2 separate regions of the Mus musculus genome follow, and region 1 is linked to region 2. A link is a loop called in an ENCODE intact Hi-C map of the cell type or tissue named here. Cell type or tissue: heart. All regions are shown on one strand.

Evidence for each region. Peaks named below come from ENCODE experiments on the same cell type or tissue, not always from the same donor. Only the 100,000 strongest peaks of a DNase experiment are listed, where the experiment ranks them.
Region 1: a loop joins it to region 2, with 2.5 times the contacts of the local background. A loop is called at or near these places in 3 of 42 quality-filtered maps.

The regions. Positions count from the first base shown.
Region 1 is chr8:85,658,458-85,666,457 of GRCm38, forward strand. Neto2 (neuropilin (NRP) and tolloid (TLL)-like 2) reads right to left here. Exons shown (of 9, transcript NM_001357288.1): 5 at 4,930-4,974; 6 at 4,722-4,849. Among named protein-coding and RNA genes, the nearest start is that of Mir8109, 38 kb to the right of the region's middle. In heart, CTCF peaks have their summits at 3,642 (motif pointing right) and 6,897 (motif pointing left); no DNase peak of the experiment used is centred here.
Region 2 is chr8:85,516,675-85,524,674 of GRCm38, forward strand. It overlaps Gpt2 (glutamic pyruvate transaminase (alanine aminotransferase) 2), which reads left to right. Exons shown (of 12, transcript NM_173866.4): 8 at 1,303-1,439; 9 at 2,774-2,948; 10 at 4,665-4,820; 11 at 6,582-6,694. Among named protein-coding and RNA genes, the nearest start is that of Gpt2, 28 kb to the left of the region's middle. In heart, no CTCF peak of the experiment used is centred here; DNase peaks (open chromatin) are centred at 837, 4,847 and 7,627.

The sequences.
Region 1 (8,000 bases), 140 kb after region 2:
TGTAGCCCAGGCTGGCCTCGAACTTGTGATCCTCCTGCCTCTGCCTCCTTCAGCAAATCCTACCATCGTGTGCCACCATAACCGGCCATAGTGATTACTTTTTAAATACAGTCATCAAAATAAGATTCATTTAATAGCCATCATCTTTTATTTACTTTGCTGGTTGATATATGTTCACCTAAATTCCCAAAACTAAAACAGTGTTTCTAATTCAATGAAATAATTACTTCATTTCACTGGTAAGAATAATTAAAAATACTGAATAAAATAAATTAATTGGAGATTCTCAAACGGAAAACACACTATGATGTGAAATTAGGAGGTGGGGAAAACTGGTTTCTTAGCAGAGTTGTGGCTTTTGCCTGAGCCACATGGTTCCTCTACAAGCCCTATGGGTTTGGCGCTAGGACAAAAGTCATACTAAATTGGCATACATAATTCTGGGGTTCATGGAGTGAGCTGTGATACAGTTAAGTCCCCCAAGCTGACCTAGACATAGCTAGGTGGTGGGTATTTACCCTGGGCTCTTCTCAAAGGCTTCTAGGTGCTTCATAGAGTTTAAACTCAGAGGTATTGGGAGCACTTACTGTACAAAATGACAGGTTGCTCAGAAGACAGAGACAGACAGATGGTAGAGGTTACTTGCTATCACATAAATAAAAGATAGAGATACAGTGGTAATTGTTTAAAGTATACATGGAATATAGAAATCCAGGCCTTTGATCTCAAATATAAAAACCAAAGACATGGAGATAGAGAGAAACCCTATTTCAATGAATAATAAGAATCAACAAATAATCTCCATAGAATGGAGAATGAACAAGAAAAATGATTCAAAAGAAACTTGAAAACGTTTATGCCAGGGAAGGCACTTGGGTTCTTTGAACATGGGTTCCACAGGAATACTGAGATTGCTTAGCCTGGTATGACAAATTAATAGGCTAGTAATAGGCTTATACAGTAAGTAGAACGGAATTCAATTAAAGCTAAATACATAGGAAAGGATGTTAATTCAAACTATATAATATACATGTATTTACATACACACAGAATAATACTAATCTTCATAGATTGGGTTTACTGGACCAAGGACAGACTATTTTGGGAGAGAGGCTCTATATTTGTGTTAATAGGAAAGAACAAAAGGCTTTGGACCCCTTCCAAGGTGATATGGATCAGATATGATAGGGGAAGATCCCCTATAGATCTTGGCTAAAGTCAGAAAAGAAAAATTCAAGCAGATCAAACAGGACAGGTAATATAATTTACTGATCCCTCCACACGGGAATAGCTCTATAATTGGCTCAGACATAAACGTGTCTCTAGACAAAACTTCAGCTAAAATTAGATAATATTTCTTGTTGGTTATAAAATCCTTAAGATTCATCATGCCATCCTTCACATGCTATGAATGAAGATCTATTACAATTGGTTATTGATCAAATTAACTCATAAAAGTATAGTTGTCTTTAACCTGCTCAAACAAGGAACAAAAATTCATCCTTAACTGATCTGTGCACCTTGCACAATACATACAAATATCTAATAGTACTAAAATTTTGGTTCATATACTACAGAATGTACAGCTCTGACAAGATTCATCTGCGGGGATGACCTGAGGTTCCAGTTTCCTGCCTCCTGATGCTGACTTGGTTCCTAGTGCTCATATAGAAAACACTTTATCTACTGAGCCAACTCCCCAGTCACATTTCTTACTTTCTTTTTTAAATATTTATATATAGTTATCCTACAAACAGAAATTCCTTGGTTTTTAAATGTAGCATTCAGTTCATTTATTATTTTTACCCAGAAATCCTTTAGCTTTGCCTTCTTAGATCAGTTCAGATATAGAAATATAGTCTACCAGCTCTTTTTTCCCCTACTTTTAATATATCTATGTCTTTGAGATTCTATTTCACTATGGGAGGTTTTTAGAGTCAATCTAAATAGCATCAGGCAAGCAAGATGGCTCAGTAGGTACAGGCACCTACTGTGAAGCCTGATAACCTTAGTTTGATTCATGGGTCCCAAGAAATGAAAGAAATGACTCTCGCATGTTATCTTCTGTGCTCTACATGTATGCTATAACATTCATGTACTATGTAAATTATGTATATTGCCTCACATATGTAATAAATACATGTCATCAATAAATGAATAAATATCTCTTTTAAGGCAATCTTCTTATTCTCAAGTTGTTTAATTTTTTTTCTGTCTGTGGGTTCAACCTATACATCATTTAAGCTATATATATTTTTTGGGACATGGGGATGGGGGAGCCACTGTTCTTATAGCTTTCATCAATTCTTGAAAAAAATTCCTTAAAATGCTGCTACATGTGCCTATTAGTAAATTTCCTCAGCTCTTTGAGTAATAATTCGTTTTATTATTGAAGTACTATATAACTTTTAAAAAAGTTAAAAAAATCTACCTGGTCATTTTTCTTTCCTTACCTCTTGGAAATCTAAAATCTAGGAGACTGAACTTTTTGTTTTGTCTGTTCTTACCTCTAGATGAACTACGAGCAGAACGGTCACCTAATGTGGGATTGGGAGGTAACATTCAATGAGGTTTTATAGATAAAAGTTCTGTAGTATGTTTGGTTTATTATGGATTAATTTTTGACAAGTGCCTTAAAGTTGTTGGGAGCTTAAGACATGGCCCCTTTTAATTTTTGTGATTTTTGCTTCCTGGATTGACCAGGGATTATTAATTCATCCCAAGCGCAGAGATAATTTTCTAGGTACGAAATCACAGGAGAGATCCTACCCTCACCTCACCAGAGAAGAAGCCCTACAGCATGTTTCCTTGTTTACCCTTTCATGTTTAGTCGTCACTCTCTAAGGTTTACAAGGGCCTCACAATAACCACACAAACCCTAGGCTTGATTTATTTTCAGAGCTGGCCGTGGTGGTGCACGCCTTTAATCCCAGCACTCAGGAGACAGAGGCAGGTGGATTTCTGAGTTCAAGGCCAGCCTGGTCTACAATGTGAGTTCCAGGACAGCTACACAGAGAAACCCTGTCTCGAAAAACAAACAAACCAAAAAAATTACTGGCTTTATTTTGAACTTATATTTGTTCTTTGAGGAATACCTGGCAAAATTTGCCCAAAATTTATGAGTGTTTTTGACATGTTTTCAGGGGGTGGGGGATGTGGAGAGATGGTTCAGTGGTTAAGAGCATTGAGTATTCTGCTAGAGAACCCAGGTTCAATTCCCAGTACCCACATGGCAGCTCACAACTGTCTGTAACGCCAGTATCTGACACCTTCATGCAGACACACGTTCAGTCAAAACACCAATGCACATAAAAAATAAATAAATAAACTATTAAAGGGTTTTCAGGTTACCCATCATTTTCCAAATATAAATCTCATTTTCATGTTTTTTTTTTTTTTTGTTTTTTTTTGTGGGAGGGTCAAGGTCTCAGTTACAACGTAGCCTAGGTTTGCCCCCAAATCATATGTTCTTTTAGCGCTTCTTTCATTCTTTTCCTTTTTAAACAAATACATAAAGTAAGTCTAGTTTTATGTCTGTTGATATTCCTAGAAGTGTAAATTAAAAACAAAAAGCAAAAGTAGTCAGCAACCAGTCTCAGAGTTATTTAAAGGCATTCTTTTGTACAGCACTGTCCGTAAGTGTCACATGGTCAGCAGGGGGCAGCACAGTGACAACAATGAACCGTGATTCTAGGTTTTATTTTTTCTGATGTGACCAACCCTCTATAACATAGTAACTTCTTGCAGGCTAGACATCTGTTCCTCATCAGAGAGAGAGGGTGTGTGTGTGTGTGTGTGTGTGTGTGTGTGTGTGTGTGTGTGTATTTGTGCGTGTACACGTGTAGGCCAGAGGTGGACAGGAAATAGCTTCTCTTGCTTGCTAACTAATTAGTGTTTGAGGCAGGGGTTCTCACGGAACCTTGAATTCCCCACTTGAGCTGGGCAGCTGAGCAGCAAACCTCTGGGATCTGCCTGTCTCCCCATTTCCTGCGCTGATGTTACAGAAGTGCACGCTCTACCACAAAGGGGCCTGGGTTATGTGGATGCTGGGCATCTGAGCTCAGGGCTTCACGCCTACACAGTGAGTACTTTATTCACCATGCCACCTTCCCAGACCCTAAAGTACATAAACAAAACAACCACAAGACCACACCACACACACACACACACACACACACACACACACACAACCCCTACAAAATAAAACAAAACAAAACACCCCCTCAAAAACCAACAAGTGTTTGATCAATACTTACATTTACCAGTTAGGACTCCATAGATTTTTAAAACCATAATCTTTCAAGATTAAGAATCTTAATATGAGGTTGATGAGATGGCTCAGCAAGTAAAACAAACGTACTGTGCAATCCCAGTGACCTGAATTCACCCCCACAAGGAGAAAGTCAATGCCATGAAGTTGTCCTATGACTCTCACAGGTGTGCTGTGTGCCTTTGTGCATTCACACACTTAAAAATTTAAAAAGAAACCTTTAATATATATATACATATATGTATACACACATACATATAATATTTTAAATTATTTCAATCTCATTTTATTTAACTACAAAAACACTATAATCTTCATAGGTGCCCAATACAGTAAAGGAAACAAAAGAACTTAAAGAGTCACAAATATTTACATGAATCAAACAATACATTATAGAAATCACACCTTTTAATGTTCTTCTCTGAAGTGAGTCAATATACAACGACAGTACCTTAGCTTTTGGAGTAGCTTTAATTGTCCATATGCAATCAACTGCTTGGCCAGGCTTTGTTTTCTCTTCTTGCTCTACTTGGCTAGACCGTACTATTCCATCAGCTCCAGAGAGCTCAAACTGGCAATCTGGGGGGGGAAAAAAGATATTCAAAGAAAAATAAAACTAACAAAAAATGTCACACAAAGAAAGAGGTAATATACTAAACCTGGAATGGGATTTAAAATACCTCCAAGGTAAGTAAAGTCTGGATCTGTAACAAAAGAGAGGAGAAAGTCATTGGTACTGAGCTTTTCAGACCTAACTTACTGTGTAAAGCACCATTACCTATCAACATAAGGGGCATTCTCATTGACAGATGCTGTAAATCACTCGTCATTTAAGACAATGCTTATGGGATTAACATTTAATGAAAATTTGTATATTTTTATTTCATCATGAATGTTTTATTGTCATTGAAAACATTAACTGTCAAATGTAGTAGTTAGTTCACTATCACATGAACAGATGAATAAAATATGGTATATTTAATACAATGGAATACTATTTAGCCTTAAAAGTAATATATTTCCTTTGTGTTGAGCTATATTGTTTTCTAAAATGTCTGCTTCAATGAGTAGTGTTGAATTTGCAAATATAAAAATACAATTATAAATATTCATATTTAATTAGTCAAATGTTTTTTTCAGAAATATTTTACAGATGCCTCAAAAATTATTTCTCAATTAAAATAGGAACCGTAAATATAAGAGTAACTATATACATTATCTGGAAAACCTATTTCATATATGTGGTTTACTCCAAATAAGAGGACACTTAATTCCTATTAATACTGAGATTAATTGAAGATACTTTAGAAAGTCTCCAAATTACAGATTGGAAAATGAAGTAAACTATTATCTTAATTTCAAACACATTTCAGTGACTGTTCTTTTTAAAGTATAACTAAACTTACTCTTTTTTAATGAGTCAACTAGTAGACACCAGCTCTTTCACAGAAAAAAAAAAGACTCAAAGCAGAATTATAATCTTAAAATGTACTGAGGAAAAGTTTTTGAAAATTAATCAAAAATTTTTTCTTTCTTTTTTTAAATCTTTTTTTTATTAGATATTTTCTTTGTTTACATTTCAAATGTTATCCCCTTTCCTAGTTTCCTCTCCGAAAATCCCCTACCCCCTCTCCTTTCCCCCTGTTCCCCAACCCATCCACTTCTGCTTCCTGGCCCTGGCATTCCCCTATACTGGGACATAGAAACTTCACAGACCAAGGGCCTCTCCTCCCATTGATGGCCTACTAGACCATCCTCTGCTACATATGCAGATAGAGCCATGAGTCCCACCATGTGTTTTCTTTGATTGGTGGTTTAGTCCCAGGAAGCTCTGGGGGGAACTAGTTAGTTCATACTGTTGTTCCTCCTATAGGGCTGCAAACCCCTTCAGCTCCTTGGGTCTTTATTTTTTTAAATTTATTTTTTATTATTATTATTTTTGGATAGGTTTTTTTATTCATAGGTCCGTCTGTCCTGGAACTTACTCTGTGGACCTGACTGACTTTGAACTTAGAAGAGATCTACTTTGCTATTATAAGTGCATATAGGCTGGCCTTAAATGTGCTATATAGTGTATAACTGGAAATATGCCTTTAAATAACAGCAGAAACAGTCATATTTTAGCCCATTATATATATCACATATTTATTGAGATGAGTTGTTTTTCTTAGAGATTAAAAAACTGGGGAATTACTATCTAACAGAAAAAAAGAATATGACAAAATAGAAAAATAACCCAGGAAACTCAATATAGTCCTAGATTTGCTACTATATAATAAAAGTACTTAATTATTAAGCTTCCTCATCTATAAAATATACATTATTTAACATTTATGAAACTTCCATAAGTGTATACCAAAGTTATTGAAGGTAATACAAGAAGTCCTATAAGGTACAAAAATAAAATATTCCAGAAATTCTAAGCATTTTACAACTTATCTGTACTTTACCTATAAAGAGTATAGAAATTTCTCATCATAGGTTAAAAAAAAACCAAAAAACAAAACTACTTTCATTCAAAGTGAGTATCTTTACACATAAAAGTTGGTTGATTTTAAGTTAATTAGTTGTGTGTGGAGGTCAAGACAACTTGCAGAAATTAGTTCTCTCCTGCCACCTTGTGGGAATCTGAGGATTAAATTCAGGTTGCCTGGTCTATGTGCAAATGCTTTTTTCTACTGGCTGAGCCACATTTTCAGCCCAAATTTGGTTATTTATTTTAAACATATTTTTTGAAAATATTTAAAAGAGGTCAGAGATTTAATTGTGTATCTTCCCATATCATGCTCCACTTTTTTTTTTTTTTGAAAATTAGAAACAGGATCTCTAATCGAATTTAGTTAATCTCTCACTGAACCTAGAGTCTGAAGATTTTGAGTGGGTCAGGCCTCTAGGATCTTCTTGGTCTCTGCCTCCCAGTGCTGGGGTCACAGGTGTGTGCTGCCACACACAGGTTTTCATTTTTACTTGGGAGCGTAGGCCTTCATGTGCACAGCAAGCAGTTAAACCACTGGACCATCTTCCCAGGTCCTGAAAAACATCTATTTATTGTCTATTTCTTTTGTTTCAAGAACTCTAAATTTGTGAAAATGTGACTCACATATACATTTTGTAATCGCATTTTATGACAGTAAAACATCAATTATTTCTGCTAATTTTAGGCAGTAAACATTAAATACCTGACCAGTTAAACAGATTGCTTATTTTGTTACAAATTTCGGTGAACTGGTTCACAAAGGTGAGTATTTTGTGTTTACGCAGTCATCTTCCTTACATCAGTCATTTTGAGAAAAACAAAGCAAGTCACCCTATTTTAGTTGTAATAAATTCTAGACAAAGCATAGCATATGAACTATGGTTTGTTTGTTTTTGAGATAAAACCTTGCATCTAGCCTAGTCTGCCCTCAAATGTGTCATCTTCCTCTCTCAGCCTCCTCAGCAGCTGGGATTGTAAGTACCTGTGGCACATTCCTATCTATGCTAACCATTTCCTAGGGTAGAGGTCAGTTTTAGTATGTTGACATCGTTGTTCAATAATCACTTTTTTATTTTCAAAACTAGTTTTCATCATCAAGAAGGAAAGTCTATACACATTAAAATACTAATTTCTACTTTCTTCATAAGTTTTATCACTTGGTGTTGGAACACAGTCCAAGAATGAGTCGTATGAGAAGTCTGAGCACTTGTGAGGAAACAAGGAAACAAGTGACCTCGGTTTCTTCAAAACATA
Region 2 (8,000 bases):
ATGATGATATATATATGGTTGGAGCCTGGACTCAAACTGTGTCTTCCAGATCCTTCTCCTTTCATCTCTGTATGTTGACTATCTTCCCAGCCTTGAAAGCAGCTTTTCACCCTTGTAATTCCAGCAAGTTTACACCTGATTGGTTCAACTTGAGCCATAATTATTGGGCCAACCACTGTAGCCTGGGGTTGCAATGTGCAAATTGGCCAGGCCCAGGCCAGGTGCGAGTTCTCTGCCCTTCCCAAACTTCCACCTGGAAAGCCAGGGGGCCTCCCTGAAGGAAATGCAGGGGCTCCTACCTAAGAGGGGTGTGTGTGGGGGTAGCTGCCCTGTAGGGGAAGAGGCTGAAGCCACTCCTAAGGCACAGTTCCCTGCCTCTTGGTGGTCCCTGCCTTCCTTCTCATTTACTCTCCAGCACTTTGTGAGCCTGGGAGGATGTCAGGTCTGTAACTGTAACTTCTCGAATGCCAATCACGAGGCCTGGGCTTCCCGTTCTTTGTGTGATTTGGAGGAAACTGAGAGTCCGTCGTAGCCATTGACGCTTTCCCTTCATTTCAGCATGTTTATTGTCTCCTTTCTCTTTAAGCACCCTGCTCCGTTACCACATTTAATTTGCCATAAGTAATCATCGATCTAAAAACCTTACTTTCTAAAGATAAAGAAAGAGGCATCAGTGAGACCTGGGGATTCCCTCTGGAAGTGTGCTGACTGGGAGGAGGGCAGGCTTCTGACTGCCCCACTGACGCAGCCAGCCAGCTTCCCTGAGTGTGGAATAGGCGGGGTGGCTGTGAGTGCTAGATCCAGAGACAGGGAAGTGCGGGGGTGTGCTCTGGCAAAAAGAGCAGAGACAAACCTGGCAAGTGGCATAAAGGACATCCCACAGAGTTCACCCCAGAACAGAGGGCAGGGGACAGGAAGCTGCTCCCACTCATAGAAGAATGAACAACGCTTTAGGAGAACATTTGCTGGGGAGGATGGAAGTCCCTGGTGTCACCACTGGCCTGATGCATCAGACAGGCAGGCTAGAAATGGGTAAATGTAGAAGTCAGGGGAGCTCCTGGGCTGTCTTAGGATCCAGTCTGAGGCTTGTTCTGGAATGTTCCTTCAGGCACATTCTGACTTATGTGTGGAAATAGCATCGGAAGTGGGGCTGGCTGGCTTGTTCAAAGCTGGATTTTGTGGCCTTCACCTGACAACAGGTTAACTCCGTACCTATGCACCTCTCCTGGGTGTAGACCGTTGGCTACTCTGAGCCACAGCCTTCCAGAAGGACTCATGGCGACTGTCATGTTTCCCCTGCAGGTGTACCAGGACAACGTGTACTCTCCAGACTGCAGATTCCACTCGTTTAAGAAAGTGCTTTACCAGATGGGGCACGAGTACTCCAGCAACGTGGAGCTCGCCTCCTTCCACTCCACCTCCAAGGGCTACATGGGCGAGTATGTCTGCCGCTTCTCCTCTCTGCCACGGGCGGGTCTGTGGTCCCAGTGCTTACACTCTCCTTTCTGCCTGCTGCTCTACTTGTGGTCCACCCACATGGTTAGAAAGCAGCCTTCATCACTTGCCGCTGGTGTAAGAATCAGGAGACAGACTGTATCTCTCTGGCAAATCTAGTGGTATAAGAGCCATCCCTGTACAGAGGCTCCAGGGAAATGCAGCCAGGCTCAAAAGAAACCAGACTGTGGATAAGTGATGGGAATGAAAACAGGTCCCGTAGCAGCTCTGAGTCTGGAATCTTCTGCTCTAACGTTGCCTGAAGTCTGAAGGTCCATGAAGAGAGGAGTTAGATGGATAGGTACCAAGCTCTGTGTGCAAGACTGCCTTAGCACTGGGGTGGTTATAAGACCGATATTTGGGGCCCATATTTGTGACTAGTGTTTACTGAGCACTTACCCTGAGATCGAGGCACTGAGGACTCTGCCGTCACAAAGCCAGTGTGTTACCAAGGAGTGAAGAACAAGGCAGAGAGGAAAGCTATGCAGCCGGTGGAGAACTGAAGTCAGAGAAGAGGTAGGACTGCCAGAAGGTGGGACTGGAGTAGGAAGGGAGACATTTGGGGGAACATTCTAGGTCGAAGGAATAGCATATGAAGCCTGAAGAAATGTTTTGGTAGCCAGGCGTGGTGGCACACGCCTTTAATCCCAGCACTCGGGAGGCAGAGGCAGGCAGATTTCTGAGTTCCAGGCCAACCTGGTCTACAAAGTGAGTTCCAGGACAGCCAGGGCTACACAGAGAAACCCTGTCTAAAACAAACAAACAAACAAACATAAAACAAAAAAACAAACAAAAAAGAGAAATGTTTTGGTTAGGTCAAGGGAGCCACCTCCTTACATTGTTTTTGGTTTAATTTGATGTAGATTAAGTGTATATGAGTTAGGTTTCAGGGAAAGCAGCTCTAACAGAATAGCCCAAAAGTATAGAGGTTCAGAAAGGGTGACAATGTATTTTTTTTGGACATAGTTGTTCAGAGATCCCAGGAAGGCAGAAAGGCAGAGCCGGCTCCTTGAGGTGGTTTAAGAACGGTGGCTTGTGAGTCTGCTTCTTCAACATGTAGTAACCACCCGTCAGACGAGAAGGGAGAAAAGGAAAGAGAGTTCTTGCTTCTCCCTGTAAGAGAGTGACTTGTAGTGACATGTTCACCTAACACTGGCCAGAACTCAGCCACAGCTGCCTGCTGGGTATGGAGGGTGTGGCGTTAGAGATCTGGTGTCCAACCTGCGTTTATGAGGGCTTCTTCTAACTGGCGGTGGGCTCCTCCCTCTCGTCTCTCCAGGTGTGGCTACAGAGGGGGCTACATGGAGGTGATCAATTTGCACCCCGAGATCAAAGGCCAGCTGGTGAAGCTACTCTCGGTTCGCCTCTGTCCGCCAGTGTCAGGACAGGCCGCCATGGACATTGTTGTGAATCCACCGGAACCAGGAGAGGAGTCCTTTGAGCAATTCAGCAGGGTAAGTCAGCTTGACCTGTGTCCATCACTGCTATTGCCAGGGTCATGGTAAGTGAGCAGCCACCACTCCATGTGGCCCTGCATCTGATGGTGTGTCTGGGTGTGTCCACCCGCAGCCATCTTTCAAGGGGGCACCCTAATGTCTCTTGGTTGTTGAACCACTCTCATGAGTTAAGTCTAAAGATGTAACAGAGATGCAACAGTTTGGAAGTGGGAAGACTTCCTGTGTGAGTCAATGGACTTTTCTTTTTCTCTGTGAGCATCGTAAAAGTCAGTTCCCAGATGTGCCCCACCCCCCTTTGGAGAGGCGTGTGTAGGGGGAGGTTGGCTTGTTTGTTTTTTTTGACACAGGGTTTTGCAGCCAAACCATTTTTTAAGTCAAGATCCTCCTGCTTCAGCCTCCTAAAGGCTAGGATTATAGGCGTACCTACAGCACTCCCTTCTCCTCGACAGGACTCCCTCCTCCTCCTCTTTTTTGTAGTAAAATACAAACAACTGAACTTTTTTCTCGTTTTAAATATACACTTCTATCCTGCTGTAGTAAATACCTTTAATCCCAGCACTCAAGAGGCAGAGGCAGGAGAACCTCTGTGAGTTCAAGGCCAGCCTGGTTTATATAGTAAGTTCTATGACAGCCAGGGCTATTCAGAAAGACCCTGTCTAAACAGACAGATGGACAGATAGACAGTTCTTTTTTTTTTTTTTCTTTTTAGAGATTTATTTATTTATCTATTTATTTATTTATTTATTTATTTTTGTGTATGAGTACACTGTAGTCTGTTTTCAGACACACCAGAAGAGGGTATCAGATCCCATTACAGATGGTTGTGAGCCACCATGTGGTTGCTGAGAATTGAACTCAGGACCTCTGGAAGAGCAGTTAGTGCTCTTAACCGCTGAGCCATCTCTCCAGCCCCAGACAGGCAGTTCTGTTTCATTAAGGAAAGCCACTCAGATGGTTGTGCAGCCCTCTCTCATCCCATCCATTTCAAGAACTTTTATCCCCACTTGACACATGAGACCTAGTAAACACATAGTCTCCACTCTCCCATTCCCCGGTTCTTGGCAGCCAGCATTCTACTCTGTCCCCATGAATTCCCTAAGACACATATGTATAGGTGGAATTACACAATGTGTGTTCTTGTGTGACTGGCATATTCCACTCGGCACAGTGTCCTCCAGGTTATCCCTGTGGAGGCCTGCCCAGAACAGCAGAGGTCTCTTTGGGATTGAAGGCTGGGGCGTATGTCACTGTGTGGCTGCACCACGCTTTGTTTATCTTCTCATCCTCAGCTCTCATCTTAGTTTCCCTCCTGTACAACAGAACTTACAGGAATTCTGATTGATTCTCTTCCAGCTTTGGATGCTTGTCCAGCTCTGGGACTGTTGCCGACTCTGCTCTGCCTGAGTCTCCATCCGTGTACACCTCACTGACGGAGAGTACAAAGGGATAATCCCTAGATGACATGATGGGGCTGGTCCCCAGGGACACTCGTGACTCTCAGAGAAGTGTTTCTAGGGTATTCTACCCAGGGCCAGGGCCATTCACACTGATGGATGAAAAAAAAATCTATGTAGAAAGACCGGTCCATGTGTCTATGCCTACCTTCTTCCCCTAGCCATGTACAGTGTTTGTTACATGCAGCTTACTTTCTGTCAATCTGTTCACATAGCCTTGTCTAGAATCACTGATACCTGTGCTTTTTGTCATCATTAGGAAAAAGAATTCGTCCTTGGTAATCTGGCCAAAAAAGCAAAGCTGACAGAAGATCTGTTTAACCAAGTCCCAGGGATCCAGTGCAACCCCTTGCAAGGAGCTATGTATGCGTTCCCTCGGATTCTCATCCCTGCCAAGGCCGTGGAGGCAGCTCAGGTCAGAGCGGAGGGCTGGCTGGCTTCCTGGATTCACTTGAGCTGTCTCTGACATGGTTGGCTTTTTGCTTTGGTGAGCCATGGTGCTGACCTTAGGAGTTCTGAACTCTGTGTCCTCCTGGACAAACGCAGTTTACCATGCAATAGCTTCTTAAGAGTCCCGGCTGCAGCAGAGTATGGTGGTAATAGAGCAAGTAAGAGGCTAACCCCAAGTGAGAGTCCAGGTTGAGCCTCCACGGTGTACTCTCAGGGTGGAGGCATAGCTTAGCTGTTAAGACACTTGCTGCTTGCAGATGATGAGCCTGGCCTTCAGCACCTACATGGTTTCACTCACAGCCTTCACAACTCCAGCTCTAGGGCGTTAGAGATCTAGGGCATTAGCCACGCCCTCATCCTATTTCCAAAGACACCAAGCATGCATGTAGGACCCAGGCATACAAGCAGACGAGACACTCATACACATGAAATAAATACATCTAAAAACCACTAAAACAGCAAGGCATACTGACTCTGAAGGGCAGGACCCAAGAAGAGTGTGATACTGGTGTTGGAGAAGCAATGAGAGTCCTCACCTCCCCCAGCCATTGCCTCCTGCCACAGTGACTCCTGAGTGTTCACGATAGAAGCCTTGGGTTTGGCTTAATGAGTCTTCAATGGAGCTGAGAGCCTGCTCTTCCAAGTCCTCGTATGCTATTGCAGACCATGCTCTGAAGCTCAAGGGAAAGTAATGTGTGCATCCCTGGAGTGCCTGAGCACCTTGTTAGACACTGGGTATCCAGGCCCACCCGAGATCAGACCCCGCCTGCCAGAGCCCGAGACTTCCCGAGAAATTGTTGTATAACCCACACTGTTTGATGTTGGTTTCATTGCTGTGACCAAACACCTGACAAGGTAGAAAGTCAGAGAAAAGAGATGTCTTTGGCTCCCTACGTTATGGTTATGGCCCTCTGGTGGGAAGGCATGAGTCATGTGATGATGAGGCAGAAGCACACGGCTCCTTGCTCATCTCTGGGTGAGGATGCAGAAGCAGAGGAAGGGGAAGCCATTGCAGGTTTTCTTTCTCCTACCCCAACCGACGGGCACATCCTCCACATTTCCTCTGCAAATGCCTTCAGGCACGTGTTCAGAAGTGTGCTCCCTAAAGCCCGAGGCTTTTCTAATCCTATCGGCTTTCGTAGCCTTCCTCAGCACTGTCAGCGGTTGCTCCCGGGTGTATCTCCTGCAAGGCCCTGCTGGATTTAGATCCCAGGGCGCCGTTTTCAGATCATTTGTGTGACTTGGCACATAGATAGCCATCTGCAGCCAGTGCCTGTTGAACAGTTGCTGGGATGGGGATGGGAATACTGGAACCCTTGAATGCAGATCAGGGGTGTCACAGCCCCTGCCTGGCCAACAGTAGCTTCAGATGTCTGAGTCCCAGAACCAGCTTCCTGGCTGTGACCTGGAATCCTGCTTTACTTTGCCATCAGGAAAGGGAGAAGGAGGGGTCTGCCACAGAAAAGAGGCACTGACACTGCATTTTGGTTCTATCTGGCTTTGAGCCCTTCACGCCAAGTGAAGACTTATATTTATAGCCCAGGTGAGACCCCACTGTGTAGCTCAGGCTGGCCCTGAATTCAAGGCATGTTTTTTGTTTAAGCTTCTCAAGGGCTATGATTATAGGTGTAAACCAAAACCAGCTCTGTTTGGGTTTGGGTTTTTAATGTGTGCAGGTCTCGTGTACAGCCAGGCATGACTCTCAAGTTCTGTCCTCTTCCCACAGTCCCATAAAATGGCTCCAGACATGTTCTACTGCATGAAGCTCCTGGAGGAGACTGGCATCTGTGTCGTGCCTGGCAGTGGCTTTGGGCAGCGAGAAGGCACTTACCACTTCAGGTGTGACACTTTCTTTTGGGGGTGGTTGGTGTTGGTCCCTTGAGTTCTTGCTTTAGAGACTGCAGGGTCTGAGCCTCTCTTCTCCTTGAGTGACTCTCATCATGGCAGGCTCAGACCCTCTGTCACTACATAAGGAAATGGGGGTGCTTTACAGCCCCTCTAAGTCTTCCTGGACTGTCCCGCCTCTCGGCTGCTTCCTGCCCCTGCCACCCTCTATGCTTCTGAATGCCCAGGGCAAAGCCAGTGCCTTAGTTAGATTTCTGTTGCCATCATAGAGAGCTTTTCAAAAGCAACGTAGAAGGAAGGAAAGTGTTTATTTGACTTGTGGGTTAAGGTCTATGCTCAGGGAAAAGCCAGGGCAGGAACCTGAAGGCAGGACCTGAGACAGAGCACAGGGGAACGTTGCTTACTGGCTTGCTTTCCATGGCTTGCTCAGCCTGCTTTCGTATGTAATCCAGGACATCTGTCCAGGGGAGGCACCACCCATGGTGGCCTGGGTCCTTCCACATCAATCATTAATCAAGAAAAAGCCTCCACAAACTTTTATATTTTATAGGCTAATCAAATGGACGGAGTTAGTTTCTTGGGAGAAATTCTTCCCAGATAAATCTAGTTTGTGTCAATTTGACAGAAATCCCAACCAGGACAGCCTGGCACAGAACAGGTGTAGCTCCTTGGCTGCACTATAGGCCATGACACTATCCTGGGCCCCAAAGCCTCTTAAGGTACTACACTGAGACAGAATTCGGTCCACAAACCGAGAGGCTGTTTACAGCCATGCCTTGTCCAGCTCTGTACAGATGGATACATGGATTCCCAGAGTTGTTAGGCAAATGTTCCTCACAGAGGCCAACTCTGATCATAACACAGTTATTTCTTCACAGCTCCTGCAGCAGTGTCTCTTGTAGCAGATGCTAAAAAAAGAATTGTCATGAGTTGCTGACGTCTAGAGCCAAGTCTTTGAACAGTCAAAGATATGGGCTGTGTCCTCAGATGGACTAACTGCCTACCTGGCCCTTTTATCCTTGGTCAGGTTCTCTGCTGCGATCCACGGTCCATCTGAAACAGAGAGCTGGGGTGGCAGGGTAGCCCAGTGGTAGATCGTACGCAAGTGTGAGGTCCCAGTGTCCGTGCCCATCACGTCACCAAGAGTGTGATTGAGGTGGGAACAGTGTTGTCAGGACTGGAGAGAGAGGTTACTTTTGTGGGAACTGAAAATGTCTTTGAAGTGAAACCTGTGATTTGAGATTGGCTTACTGTCAGCAACTGAATACTGGGACACACCCATATGTCTCAGCACACACAC